Linked DNA regions of Homo sapiens: region 1 is linked to region 2. The links are chromatin contacts, found by Hi-C in ENCODE. All regions are on one chromosome and are shown on one strand. Each heading gives the region's core, a stretch centred on a gene start or an enhancer-like site at or near the end of the contact. The rest is flanking DNA. Distances are from core to core; before and after follow the strand shown. Region 1 has its middle 14 kb from the start of SPARC. Region 2 holds the start of LOC105378230 (a long non-coding RNA gene).

What was found. Hi-C counts contacts between places; a loop is a spot of excess contacts on that map. Pooled maps may share reads with other maps.
Region 1: a loop to region 2 is called in a map with no recorded cell type, with 4 times the contacts of the local background. The contact joins two enhancer-like sites. A Hi-C loop is called at or near these places in 5 of 37 single-sample maps with no recorded cell type and 2 of 50 pooled maps.

What each region holds. Positions count from the first base shown.
Region 1 is chr5:151,697,638-151,703,812 of GRCh38, reverse strand. No RefSeq gene overlaps it. Among named protein-coding and RNA genes, the nearest start is that of SPARC, 14 kb to the right of the region's middle. RefSeq lists an enhancer at 3,533-4,354. Within about 2 kb of position 1,340, at least 4 of the 41 ENCODE cell types and tissues checked have a DNase peak (open chromatin) inside an H3K27ac peak, as active enhancers do.
Region 2 is chr5:151,210,342-151,217,257 of GRCh38, reverse strand. All of the region lies in intron 1 of CCDC69 (coiled-coil domain containing 69), which reads left to right. LOC105378230 (a long non-coding RNA gene) reads right to left here and starts at 5,124. Exons shown (of 4, transcript NR_160730.1): 1 at 4,999-5,124; 2 at 4,369-4,499. RefSeq lists enhancers at 2,311-2,370, 2,721-2,770, 3,551-3,630, 3,641-3,690, 4,401-4,590 and 2 more. Within about 2 kb of position 1,862, at least 11 of the 41 ENCODE cell types and tissues checked have a DNase peak (open chromatin) inside an H3K27ac peak, as active enhancers do.

The sequences.
Region 1 (6,175 bases), core at 91-2,590, 490 kb before region 2:
AACAAAGTAATCAGAGAACACTAGCTTTTTATCAACAACATTTTCTCTCTCCCTAAGGTAACCATCTCTATTAATTTTTAGTTTTACCTTTCAGTTGCTTCTTTTTGGGTATGTGAGCAAATGCACATGTGCATGTTTTTATTTTTCTCTCTCTTGCAGTCTAAACATTGCTCTGCACTTTGTTTTTAATGGTTTGTTCACTTTTTACTAATATTCCCTGAAGCTCATTCTATAGCATTATATAAAAATTATTCATCCCTTTTTACATTTGGTTAGAACGTAATAGCATAATTGTATTATCACTGTCAATTACTTTCTCTTTATGACAAGTGTATCAGCCAGGTTCCTGGCAGAAAACAGATGGCACTTTCAAAATGGGTAATCTGAGAATTTCATCAAGGGACTATTTATAAAGATGTGGGCCCTGTGTATGTAAATCACAAGGACAGTGCAGTCCTCTAGGGACAGCTGCAGCAAGGTGCCTGAGGGGTAAGGGAGAGTGGGTACTAGAACCAGAGAGAGGGCCAAGGAACAGGAGCTCAGCCCTTGGGTTGAAGAACACAGCCAGTCTGCTGTGATCCTCTAGGGAAGGGGATGGGGAAAGAAAGATTCTAACTTCACTCTTGTTTCTCCCTCTTCCCAGTCGCCTACTGATGCTCCCCACTGGCCAATCCCAGATGGAAACAGAGGCCATGGGAGCTCATGGGTGTGGGCCATAAGGTCAGCCCCTCTGGCCTAGAGAGCAGTTGGGGAGGGGCAGAGAGTGGATCTGAGGGGATATGTGGACACACTTGGCAAATTATACTCTTTTTTCAGTGTTATGATATAAGGTTTTCTTTAAGTTAAATTTATTTAGATTAAAAAAAAGTTGAAATTAAGTAATTCTGTAGGTGTTATGAGGATATGGCAACAAAGGTAAAGATGGTACCAGATGACTGAAGTCTCAGAAGTCCTGCTCTGGACCACTACTCCTTCTATTTTAGATATTGGCCTCCCCTCCCTCCTGCCCCTTCCCTGGCTGCCTTTCCCGTGGCCCTTTGAGAGCCTCTGAGAAACATTACGGAATGATATTTTTAATTGGAAAGCACAGGAGAGGCCCAGAAGAGTCCTTGGGTGAAGGGGTTGGCGAGCCTCTGAAATGGATCTATATACTCCCGGGCATCCCACGGCACCGGGCCCCACCCAGACCCACTCCCGTGGCTGCCCTCCCATGAGCACAAGGTGGCTTTCTTATTTTTTGGCCAGCTGAGCGGCTGAGGGAAGCTGGATGCCGCCTGCCTTTGGGGCCAAAACTCTGGGCTGGAAACTGAAAATGACCTTAAGGTGTAAATATCCCAGGCCTGGATTCAGTCCAAGCTGCACTTGGCCCTCACAAGCCAGTCATATAGCCTGAGGGGCTAAGAATGATCTCAGAGAGCCAAGTGCAGTGGCTCACGCCTGTAATCCCAGCACTTTGGGAGGCTCAGGCAGGCAGATCACGAGGTAAGGAGTTCGAGACCAGCCTGGCCAACATGGTGAAACCCCGTCTCTACTAAAAATACAAAAAAAAATTAACTGAGCATGGTGGCACTCACCTGTAGTCCTGGCTACTCGGGAGGCTGAGGCAGGAGAATCGCTTGAACCCGGGAGGTGGAGGTTGCAGTGAGCCAAGATCATGCCACTGGACTCCAGCCTGGGCAACAGAGCGAGACTCCATCTGAGAAAAAAAAAATTGTCTTGTGTGTTTATTTATGGGCCTGTTCTCTATTGCCTTCTCCCCAGAATGTAAGTGCCATGAAAGCAGGGACCTCGTCTGTCTTTGTCTCCACTGTAGCTCTTGTGCCTCACACAATACCTACATTTGTTTCACAGTGATGATGTTTCCATTATCAATAACTCACCATAGGAATTTTATATTTGTTTTACCATAATTTTAAAAATCAGCCTTAATAGTTACAAAAATTAGAAAGTTTAAGAAATAATGTTACAGTTAATTTTCAAGAATTTTACTGACTCCCACAGCGCTTGGATTACAGGTGCCAGCCAGTGTACCTGTCCTTGCTTTCTTGATGTTTTCTCTCTCTAGTGGTTTTGCTTCTTTCACAGTCTCTCTTTGCCTTTCCCTCTATGACTATTTTAAAAATGTAAAATGGGCTGGGCATGGTGGCTCACACCTGTAATCCCAGCACTTTGGGGGACGGAGATAGGAGGATTGCTTGAGCCCAGGAGTTCAAGAGCAGCCTACGCAACATAGTGAGACCCCCTCCCCCGCATCTCTATAATAGTAAAAAAATAGCTGGGCCTAGTGGTGTGCATCTGTAGTCCCAGCTACTCTGGAGGCTGAGGAAGGAGGATCACTTGAGCCTGAGAAGTCAAGGCTGCAGTGAGCCATGATCGCACCACTGCTCTCTAGCCTGGGCGACAGAGTGACACTCTGTCTCAAAAAGATAAAAATTAAAATAAAAAATAAAAGTATAAAATAACACATGATTATATTCTCATAAGAAATTGAAGTGCCTGCACAGTGGCTCACGCCTATAATCCCAGCAATTTGGGAGGTCGCAGCAAGAGCATCACTTGAGCCCAGGAGTTCAAGACCAACCTGGGCAACATAGAGAGACTCTGTCTCTAAATGAAAAAGAAAAGAAAAGAAAGAAATTCAAGATAGAAGTATAAATAAATAAATATAAAAGTCCCTCCCCTTCACCTCCATTTTCACTCCAATGTATCCCTTCCCCAGAGGCTAACATTACTTCTGGTGTTTTGTGCATGCATGGCTGATCTTGATCTCTGCTGCTAGCCTTTCTGTCTCTCTCTCTCTCTCTGACTCTGTGCATGGGTTCACTGGGTCTCAGTCCCTCTAACCTTTGTTTCTTCTGTTTCTCTGTGTGTCTCTTTCTCTGGCCTCTCTCAGTGTCCCTATGTCTCTTTCCCTTTCTATCTCTGCCTCTGCCTCTCACTCTGTCTCTTTCTTCATCTCTGTCTCATTCTATTTCTGCCTCTCTTATCAGAATACAGTTTTTAACAGTTAAAAACATGACTCATAAAAAATGAATAAAAATGAATAAAAAATGAGCACATGTTAATGATTTTTTTAACCCATTAATGAGGGAATAAGCAGCATGGTAAAGTTGGTTCAAAGAGAATTCAAAAAGAGATTATACAGCTACTGCATTGAAAGAATGCTGGAAAAAGGCTGCTGGGTAATATACAAAACCGGTTAACGCCCTGCAAGGCATTTGCACTGTCACCTCTGGGGTTCTTTTTTTTTGTTTTGTTTCTAATGGACAGAAACCTGCAAGTTAACATGTAACTTCAAAGTCAGAGCCCTCATCAATAGTAGGTAGCACAACCCCTAGAGAAGATGATCCCTGGATGGACTTGTCAGACCATGTTCCAGTCTAACACTGAGAGGACATGCAGTCACCCTTTTGCTTTGTTGCTAAGTTTCAGGTAAGTTTTCTTTGCATTTGTTTCTGTGTCTGTCTCATCTCTCTGTCTCTCTGTCTCCCACCTCTGTCTCTCTCTCTTTTTTTTTTTTTTTTTTTTGAGACGGAGTCTTACTCTGTCGCCAGACTGGAGTGCAGTGGCGGGATCTCCACTCACTGCGACCTCCACCTCCTGGGTTCAAGTGATTCTCCTGCCTCAGCCTCCCGAGTAGCTGGGGCTACAGGCATGCGCCACCACGCCCAGCTAGATTTTTTTTTTTTTGTATTTTTAGTAGAGATGGGATTTCACCATGTTGGCCAGGATAGTCTCGGTCTCTTGACCTCGTGATCTGCCCACCTCGGCCTCCCAAAGTGCGTGAGCCACTGTGCCCGGCCATTCTTTTCTTTTCTTTCTTTTTTTTTTTTTTTGAGATGGAGTCTCTCTCTTTCACCCAGGCTGGAGTACAGTGGCATGGTCTGGGATCACTGAAACCTCCGGCCCTCAGGTTAAAGCGATTCTCATGCCTTAGCCTCCCGAGTAGCTGGGATTACAGGCGCGTGCCACCACATCCAGCTAAGTTTTATATTTTTAGTAGAGATGGGGTTTCGACATGTTGGCGTGGCTTGTCTCAAACTCCTGACCTCAGATGATCCACCCGCCTTGGCCTCCCCATGTGCTAGGATTACAGGCATGAGCCACCATGCCTGGCCTCTGTCTCTCTCTTAATCATGGCAGACTCTCAGTGTCTGTCTCTCCCTTCCACTGTCTGACTCTGTCTGTCTTCCTTTGTCTCCTTTCTCTGTCTTGATTTAACAAACTTATTTTAATCACTTTCCCTTAGGGGTTGATCATGAGCCAGGACCTGCACCAGGAGCTACAGGGAGAGGACAGAGCTGAATCCAACATGCCCTTGACACTCTTTGTTTCTTTGCAGAATTGAAAGGAAATCAAATGGAAGTTCTGAGTGCTGGGAGAAGAGGAGCTGAGGGTGTGGGGACGTGGCAGGGAAAGGGAGGGCCAGCAAGCTGCAGTGGGCTGGAGTGAGCTCCCAGCTTCGGCTGGCTGGGCGGAGATGATTTCACACCACAAAAATGTCTGAATCAGGAGAATAACCTAACTTGGGATGGGGCTGGGAAGCGAGCCGTTCAGTGGGAGACGGGGGAGCTGGAGAGCTCAGCATTGGGCCAGATGGGGTGGCTGGCTATGATTTGTCCTGACCCTTGGGTCTCCCTAATGATCTTAGGAAAGAAACAATTCTTCTCCCATGCTGCAAGTGAAAGGGCAGAGTCCAGCCTCTAGAGAGATAGCAAGATAGACTTAGGGCTGCAACCCTGAAGAATCATGAAGTCTCTGCCAGCAAACTCAGGGATTTGAGTAAGGAATTCAGGGGAGGGAGAGAAGCAGGAGACAGAAAGAGGAGGAAAACACTGAATTTAATGGTCAAAAGGCCTTTAAGTTACATGGCCTCGTGAGTTTCAAGCATTTTATTAGCTGCAGAATCCTCGTTTACAATTAACATAGCAAAACAACAGCTGCCTCTAAGGGGTTCTCAGGAGGATCTGAACCCCATCATCTTGGTTCTCATCACCCACTGCCTGGAAACTATAACTTAACCCAATAGCCTCATTTTACAAATGAGCAAAATGGCTGGGCACAGTGGCTCACGTCTGTAATCCCAGCACTTTGGGAGGCTGGGGCAGGTGGATCACTTGAAGTCAGGAGTTCGAGACCAGTCTGGCCAACATGGTGAAACCCTGTCTCTACTAAAAATACAAAAATTAACTGGGCGTGGTGGCGGGTGCCTTTAATCCCAGCTACCCGGGAAGCTGAGACAGGAGAATTGCTTGAATCCAGGAGGCAGAGGTTGCAGTGAGCCGAGATCACACCATTGCACTCCAGCCTGGGCAACCAAGTGAGACTCCATCTCAAAAAAAAAAAAAAAAAAAAAAAATGAGCAAAGTAAGGCCCAGAACGAGAAAAGGATTTGCCCATATCATTTAATGATTGGGTGAGGAGCCCAGGTCTCTCGAATCCTTGTCCGGTGCTCATTTTGTTTATCTATCTATCTATCTATCTATCTATCTATCTATTTATTTTTGAGACAGGGTCTCGCTCTGTTGCCCAGGCTGCAGTACAGTGGCATGATCTCAGCTCACTGCAACCTCCACCTCCTGGATTCAAGTGATTCTCATGCCTCAGCCTCTTGAGTAGCTGGGATTAGAGGCATGCACCACCACATCTGGCTAATTTTATATTTTTAGTAGAGAAGGGGTTTCACCATGTTGGCCAGGCTGGTCTTGAACTCCTGACCTTAGGTGATCCCTCTGCCTTGGCCTCCCAAAGTACTGGGATTACAGGCATGAGCCACCGCACCTGGCAGTTTTTTTTTTCTTTCAAATAGGGTTTCACTTTGTTGCCCAGGCTAGAGTGCAGTGGCAGGATCACACCTCACTGCAGCCTTGACCTCCTTGGGCTCAAGTGATCCTGCCACCTCACCCTCCTGACTAGCTGGGATCTCAGGCCCATGCCACACCAGGCTAATTTTTGTATTTTTTGTAGAGCCAGGCCTCCCTGTGTTGCCCAGGCTGGTCTTGAACTCCTGGGCTCAAGTGATCTGCCTGCCTTGGCCTCGCAAAGTGCTCGGATTACAGGCGTGAGCCACAGCACCTGGCCTCTGGTTTTTCCTTTCGGGGAGATGCTGGGCTAATAGATGGAGTCTCTTCCTCCAGCTTCGGGGTGGACATAGGGACTGCCAGCTGCCTGCCTG
Region 2 (6,916 bases), core at 613-3,112:
AAAGAGCACTGGACTGGGAGTCAAGAATGGGGCCTACTTCTTTATATTTTTTATTGATATATAATATTTTACATACTTCTCAGGTACATATGATATTTTGTTAGGTGCATAGACTGTGTAATGATCAAGTCAGGGTATTTGGAGTTTCATCACCTCGAGTATTTATCATTTCTATGTGTTGGGAACGTTTCAAGTCCTCTCTTCTAGCTATTTTAAAGTATACAGTTCATGGTTGCTATGGAACATTAGAATGTAGTCCTTCCATCTGGCTGTATGTTTGTATCGTTTGACCAGCCTTTCTTCATTCCCCGCACCCCACACACACGTCCTTCCCAACCTCTGGTATTCATCATTCTAACAATGGGTCCACTTCTGCCTCTTTTGCTAACTATTCTCTTCCCCAGCCTTGATTTCTCTGTCTGTACCTTGACTCTGGGGGAGGCTTTCAGGTTCCAAGAGAGGTACCTTTTTCTTGTTGTTGTTAATTTCTTTGTATATAAGTAATTCTTGAATGCGTTGTTGCTTTAAAAATCCTAAGAATTGGCCAGGCGTGGTGGCTCACGCCTGTAATCCCTGCACTTTGGGAGACTGAGGCGGGCGGATCACCTGAGGTCAGGAGTTTGAGACCAGCCTGACCAACATGGTGAAACCCCGTCTCTACTAAAAATACAAAAATTAGCCGGGCGTGTGGCACGTGCCTGTAATCTCAGCTACCCAGGAGGCTGAGGCAGGAGAATCGCTGGAACCTGGGAGGCAGAGGCTGCAGCGAGCCGAGATCGCACCACTGCACACCACTCGCTCTAGGTGACAGAGCAAGACTCAGTCTCAAAAAAAAAAAAAAAAAAAAAAAATCCTAATAATTTAGGTAAAATGTAAAATGGAAGCTACCCTTCCTTGACCACAGTAATTTTAGTCCATTCTCTGGAGATGACAACTGTTATCAGTTTGTGCTTTTCTAGGTACTTTTTCCTATGCATTTTTTTATCATTAGTAATAGTTGGCCGGGCATGGTGGCTCACGCCTGTAATCCCAGCACTTTGGGAGGCTAAGGCGGGCAGATCACCTGAGGTCAGGAGTTCAAGATCAGCTTGGTCAACATGGTAAAACCCTGTCTCTACTAAAAATACAAAAATTAGCTGGGCATGGTGGCACATGCCTGTAGTCCCAGTTACTGGGGAGGCTGAGGCAGGAGAATTGCTTGAACCTGGGAGGTGGACGTTGCAGTGAGCCAAGAATACACCACTGCACTCCAGCCTGGGTGACAGAAAAGAAATAGTTTAGTTTGGATATTGGTATTTTACCAAATGCCTTTCCATCTTTGTACATAAAGGTCTACTTCACTCTCTTAAACATATGAATGAAATGACATAGTATTATGTCCCTGAGTATATCCAGCCAGTCCTCAGTTTACAGCATTTCCCTACTGCAAATGGTCCTGCCCTGAGCATCCTGTGCATCCTCCTTGTCCTCACTAATGGGTACTTATTTCTGTTCACAGTGCTACTGTAGAATTAGGAGCATGCTGCGTGCAACTTGGGAGATGGCTGAGCTCTGTCATTCTCTGCTTTCAGGCAATCCCGCCCTCTCTTTTACAACCACCCTTACACTGTCTGCTGAAGAACAGGGGATGGTGTGGAGGGCTCCAGGTTCTCACCCAGGCCTCCTGAGCAAGGGACCCTCCTTTCCTGCTCTCCAGAGAAGCCCCCTCCATGACCAGAGCTAACAGCTGAGTGTGTCAAACTGCCTCTGCCCTGCCCAGAGCAAACAAGCCGGACAGGATCGACAGAAGATGAGATAGCAAGATGACCTCACTCTGCCCCTTCTTCCCCATCCACAGCATGTCAAAACCAGAAGGGCTCTTACGTATCCCATTGCACAATTCCATGCCATGCAGAGGAGGGTACAGAAGCACAGAAAAGGAAGAGTGTCCACTCAAGGTCACACAGCAAGCAGATGGCAAGCTAGGACCTTGGCTCTGGACTCTCAATTTGCCATTGGACTGTGAGACAGGTATCCAGGCGCTCAGCCTCAGATGGCAAGCTAGGACCTTGGCTCTGGCCTTCCAGTTTGCCATTGGACTGGGAGACAGGTATCTGGGCCCTCAGCCTGTCTCTTTCCCCACCCCCATCCAGCTACTGACACCATTTTCTGTCCAGCTCCTTCAGGGTCCTGCCTGCCAGGCTGACCCAAATGCTAGAAATAATGTCTAGTGCTTTTGCCAGCTCCAGGCCCTCTGAGGCAACCAGAACTAGCAGACACCCTGGGAAGCTGATATGGGACAAGAAAACGGGAGCCCTAGGGAGGAAGAAAATAAATAAGGTGTATTAGAAAGGCTTTCTCTAGGCCTCAGTGTCATCGTCTGTGAAGTGAGGCCTTGCACTCAAGGCCCTTCTGATGCTTGTCTGCTGTGGTCTGGCTCACCAGGTGCAGGGGTATTTAAGAAGGAAGTGGTCCTTTGCTCCCCTGAGACACCTCATCAGTTGGTCAGATAGGAGCAGTGGAGACCACATCCGCCCCTGACTTGTGTGCTCTGGGGGTCCTGCAGGTGTTCAGAGCATAGGCCGTGTCCCCGGTGCAGCGGAGTGGTGCAGCCTGGCACTTCTAACTTTAAGTTGGTTGTACAATCACATTGGACTGTCCTCCAGCCAGTGAGGAAATGTTGACCACACACTATATGATATGAAGGGGATGAATTAAATCTTTAATGTCCCTGGCAGTGTTTGAGTTTCAATGACATCAAATTCAGGCATTACTTTGGCAGAATATCTCTGCCCATCTTAGAGATGGGGAGGCTAAGGCCTGTATTTATGGTGTTCTGTCTGAGCTTCTGTAATTCGGGTGTGAACACTAACATTTCTCAACAGCCCTGATCATTTAGGCCCCGCCCTTCCTCCCCGAAGGCCCTGGAGTGGGGCCCCTTGGGCCACACTCCCCGCCTCCTTCCTGCCTCTACCCTCGGCCAATAGGCTCTGACTGTGGTTACTTAGATCCCAGCACTAGTGGTGCTGGGCCAGACACCGGAAAGGCAGCTCTGATATTGAGGAGGGTGTGACCTGAGCCCCTTGAGACTTAGAATCACCTCTCCCCTACAGGCTCAGCTACTCAGATAAAGCTGACCCTGGCATCAGGGGGACGGAAAGGACTCTAGCCTCAGCTGTGAGTCTGGATTCTCCCCAGGGCTCTGCTTCCCTGCTTTGCAGCTTCTGACAAGTTATCTGCCCACCCACCTCTGGGCCTCAGCTTTTCTATCTGGAAAAAGGAGGTGGGGATTGGAGTCAGCTGCCTCCTGGGGCCCTTCCAACCCTGCTCTGGGTTCCCGTAAGCCTTCCTCAGCCAGGATAGGTGTGATAGAACTACATGCTCAGAGGAAGCCAGGCCTGTGATGTATGGGACACGGAGGAGCTGGGTGAACTCTTAAGGAGTCTTCTTTAATTACTAAATTCTCTAAGTTAAGCAGGAACAATGAGGACACAAAGCACTTAATCAGAAATACACAAGCCTTGAAGGCTGACAAACAGAATGGAGTGATGGCTCCCAAAGAGGGCTAGCTCAAGTCTCTGCAGGACAGGCTGAACCTCCCTCAGGGCTACTCTTACCTTCCATCCTACTAGGATTCCCAAGGTAGGGAATAGCTGGGCGGCTTCTATCCAAGTTGCTTCTGCCTAATTCACTCTTGCCTGGTGAGGCTCAGAATTTGAGGGTAGTTGGCCGGGCATGGTGGCTCACGCCTATAATCCCAGCACTTTGGGAGGCCGAGGCGGGTGGATCACTAGGTCAGGAGATTGAGACCATCCTGGCTAACATGGTGAAACCCCATCTTCACAAAAAATACAAAAAAAAAAAAATAGCCGGACATGGTGGTGGGCACCTGTAGTCCCAGCTACTCAGGAGGCTGAGACAGGAGAATGGCGTGAACCCAGGAGGCAGAGCTTGCAGTGAGCCGAGATCACGCCACTGCACTCTAGCCTGGGCAACTGAGCAAGACTCCGTCTCAAAAAATAAAAAATAAAAAATAATTTGAGGGAAGTTTAGGGGTCTATCCCAAAGGCTTGAGTATGTGACTACAGCCATTCACCCCAAAATGCTGCTCCCTGAATAGCATTCAACAGAGCTCCCTGAGGTTCCATTAATGCTGGTGGTCTTTACATGCCATGTAGTAGATAATTTCTTTATGCTTACCAGAGGCTTTCACTTGCCGAACATCAGTGATGCTTTTTAGAATTATAGACTGTTAGAGTTCAGGGTTCTAAAAGATCACCAGTCCAATCTACAGCATGAAGTTTGACTCTCCAACCTCTTCTTGCATGCTACTAATGATGGAGCGCTCACTTCCACCACGATTCCCCACCCTCCAATGAGGCAGCCTACCAGTTTGTGATGGTTCTGAAATTTTTCTTCATACTGAACTGAAACTTCTGGAACCTCCTCATGCTTGGCCACAATCCTGTCCTCCAAGGCTGTAGATGACACGCCAGCAGCTTCTACCCATGACATTCCTGCTGAGATTTGAAGACAATATCAGGTCTTCCTGCCTGTTCTCAAGGCTGACCAACTCTTGTTCTGTTAACAGCCCCTCCTATAATTTGGTTTTGAGCCACCTCCTACATCCTGTCGGTTTCTTTGGGACGTCTTCCAGTGTGTCAGTTTACCCTCTAAAATGAGAGTATACTCTAGAGCATCTCACCAGCCCCAATCTGAGCTCATGTGGCTCTCCATGGCTCTGGACACTGTCTTCTCATTCTACCCTGACTCTGTCTGCTTTTGACAGCTGTGTCCTACTATCTCAGGTTTGCTTCAGGTTGAACCTACTGCAGGGCTCTGGTCTGCTTGACAGCAAGGATCTAGGCCCCAAAGCTGTGAGTGTCACCTGGGTATAGGGGCTCTATTTCCAGCCTTCTTAGGAGAAGGGCTGCCCTGGAGCTCAGGAGGACTGAAGAGAGCATCTGTTCCAGCCCTGACCCTTCACAGATGGGGAAACTGAGAAGGAACATGACTTACCTAAAGGCACACAGTAAAGCTGGAATTGAGTCTCCTGGCCTCAACCCCAGGCCTGGGTTCTCCCTGCATCCTGTACTGCCGGCAGCCTCCTCTGCAGCTTTCTTGCTACCAAGTTTCCGTTGACTCAGGAAGCTGTCATCCCTCTTCCAGAGTGTAGTCCGGATACCCCACCCCAGCCCTATGCTCCCCACCCCTCTTTTGGAAGGGAAAATTCTTATGTCCCCCTCCCAACTCCCCCCCCCACCACCACCACCCACGCACACACTGCAGGTGCCGTCTGCTCCATGACCTCTGAGGAGGAAGTGGTCAGGACCCCAACCTGGGGATTTTCCACTCAGTAGTTGCTTGTTGAGACCTACCTAGCTCAGGGTCACATGTCCTCAGGCTTTTGTGTGCACTAGGATCATCTGGCTAGACTGCTAAAGATGGAGATTCCGGCCAGGCGTGGTGGCTAATGCCTGTAATCTCAGCACTTTGGGAGGCTGAGGTGGGTGGATCACTTGAAGTCAGGAGTTTGAGACCTGCCTGGCCAACATGGTGAAACCCCGTCTCTACTAAAAATACAAAAATTAGCCTGGTGTGGTGGTATGTGCCTGTAATCCCAGCTACTCTGGAGGCTGAGGCAGGAGAATTGCTTGAGCCTGGGAGGCAGAGGTTGCAATTGAGCCAAGATCGTGCCACTGCACTCCAGCCTGGGCAACAGAGCCAGACTCCATCTCAAAAAAAAAAAAAAAAAAAAAAGCAGATGCAAATTCCCAGCACACATACTGTAGGTCTAGAATGCAGCCTGGACATTCGTGTTAAGCAAGCTTTCCAGGTGGCTCTAGTACAGGAGGTCCATAGACCACATTCCTAAGAAATACTGTTCTGGGCATCATAACATACTGGGGCAAGTCCAATACAGATTTCAAAATCCTGTCCTTCAGGAGCCCTTTGGGCTAGCAGGAGAGACAGACAGCTAACCAGATGTAGATACTCTCAGGGGTGCCTGGAACATGGAGAAAACAGGAACTAACTCCGCCCCAGGGCAGGTCAGGAGAGAAGCAGAGAAATGGTGTGTGCACTGAGCCTGGGGGCCCGAGGTAGACCTAACCACGCGTCACGGTGGGATGGTCTTGAGCATGTAAGATGTCTCGAACATACAGATGCCTGTGTTGGGGGCAGGCATGTAATAGGTAGCACTAGGTTATTTTAGTTGGGTTTTGACCTAGCAAATTTGCCAACATTTTTTTAAAAAGTGATAATATTCCACATTGGCAAGGTTGCAGTGAAACTGGTCTTTTTCTTTTTTCTTGAGACAGTCTTGCTCTGTCACCCAGGGTGGAGTGCAGTGGCCCAATCTCAGTTCACTGCAACCTCCGCCTCCCAGGTTCAAACAAATCTCGTGCCTCAGCATCCCAAGTAGCTGAGATTACAGGCACGTGCCACCACACCTGGCTAATTTTTGTATTTTTAGTAGAGATGGGGTTTTGTCATGTTGGCCAGGCTGGTCTCAAACTCCTGGCTTCAAGTGATCCTCCCGCCTCGGCCTCCTAAAGTGCTAGGATTACAGGTGTGAGCTACCACACCTAGCTGAAACTGATCTTCTTGCGTGCCATTTGAAGGTGAGTAAATTGGTCGAACCTTCCAATATTAGACATGTAATATTAGATGTGTATAAAATTTTACAAATCAATATGTTTATTTTTTAATTTTAATTTTAATTTTTTATTTTTTGGGACAGGGTCTCACTCTGTCGCCCAGACTGGAGTGCAGTGGTGCGATCTTGGCTCACTGCAACCTCCACCTCCTGGGTTCAAGCAATTCTCCTGCCTCAGCTTCCCAAGTAGCTGGGGTTAGAGGCGCATGCCACTACCGCCTGGCTAATTTTTGTATTTTTAGTAGAGACGGGGTTTCACAGGTTGGCCAGGCTAGTCTC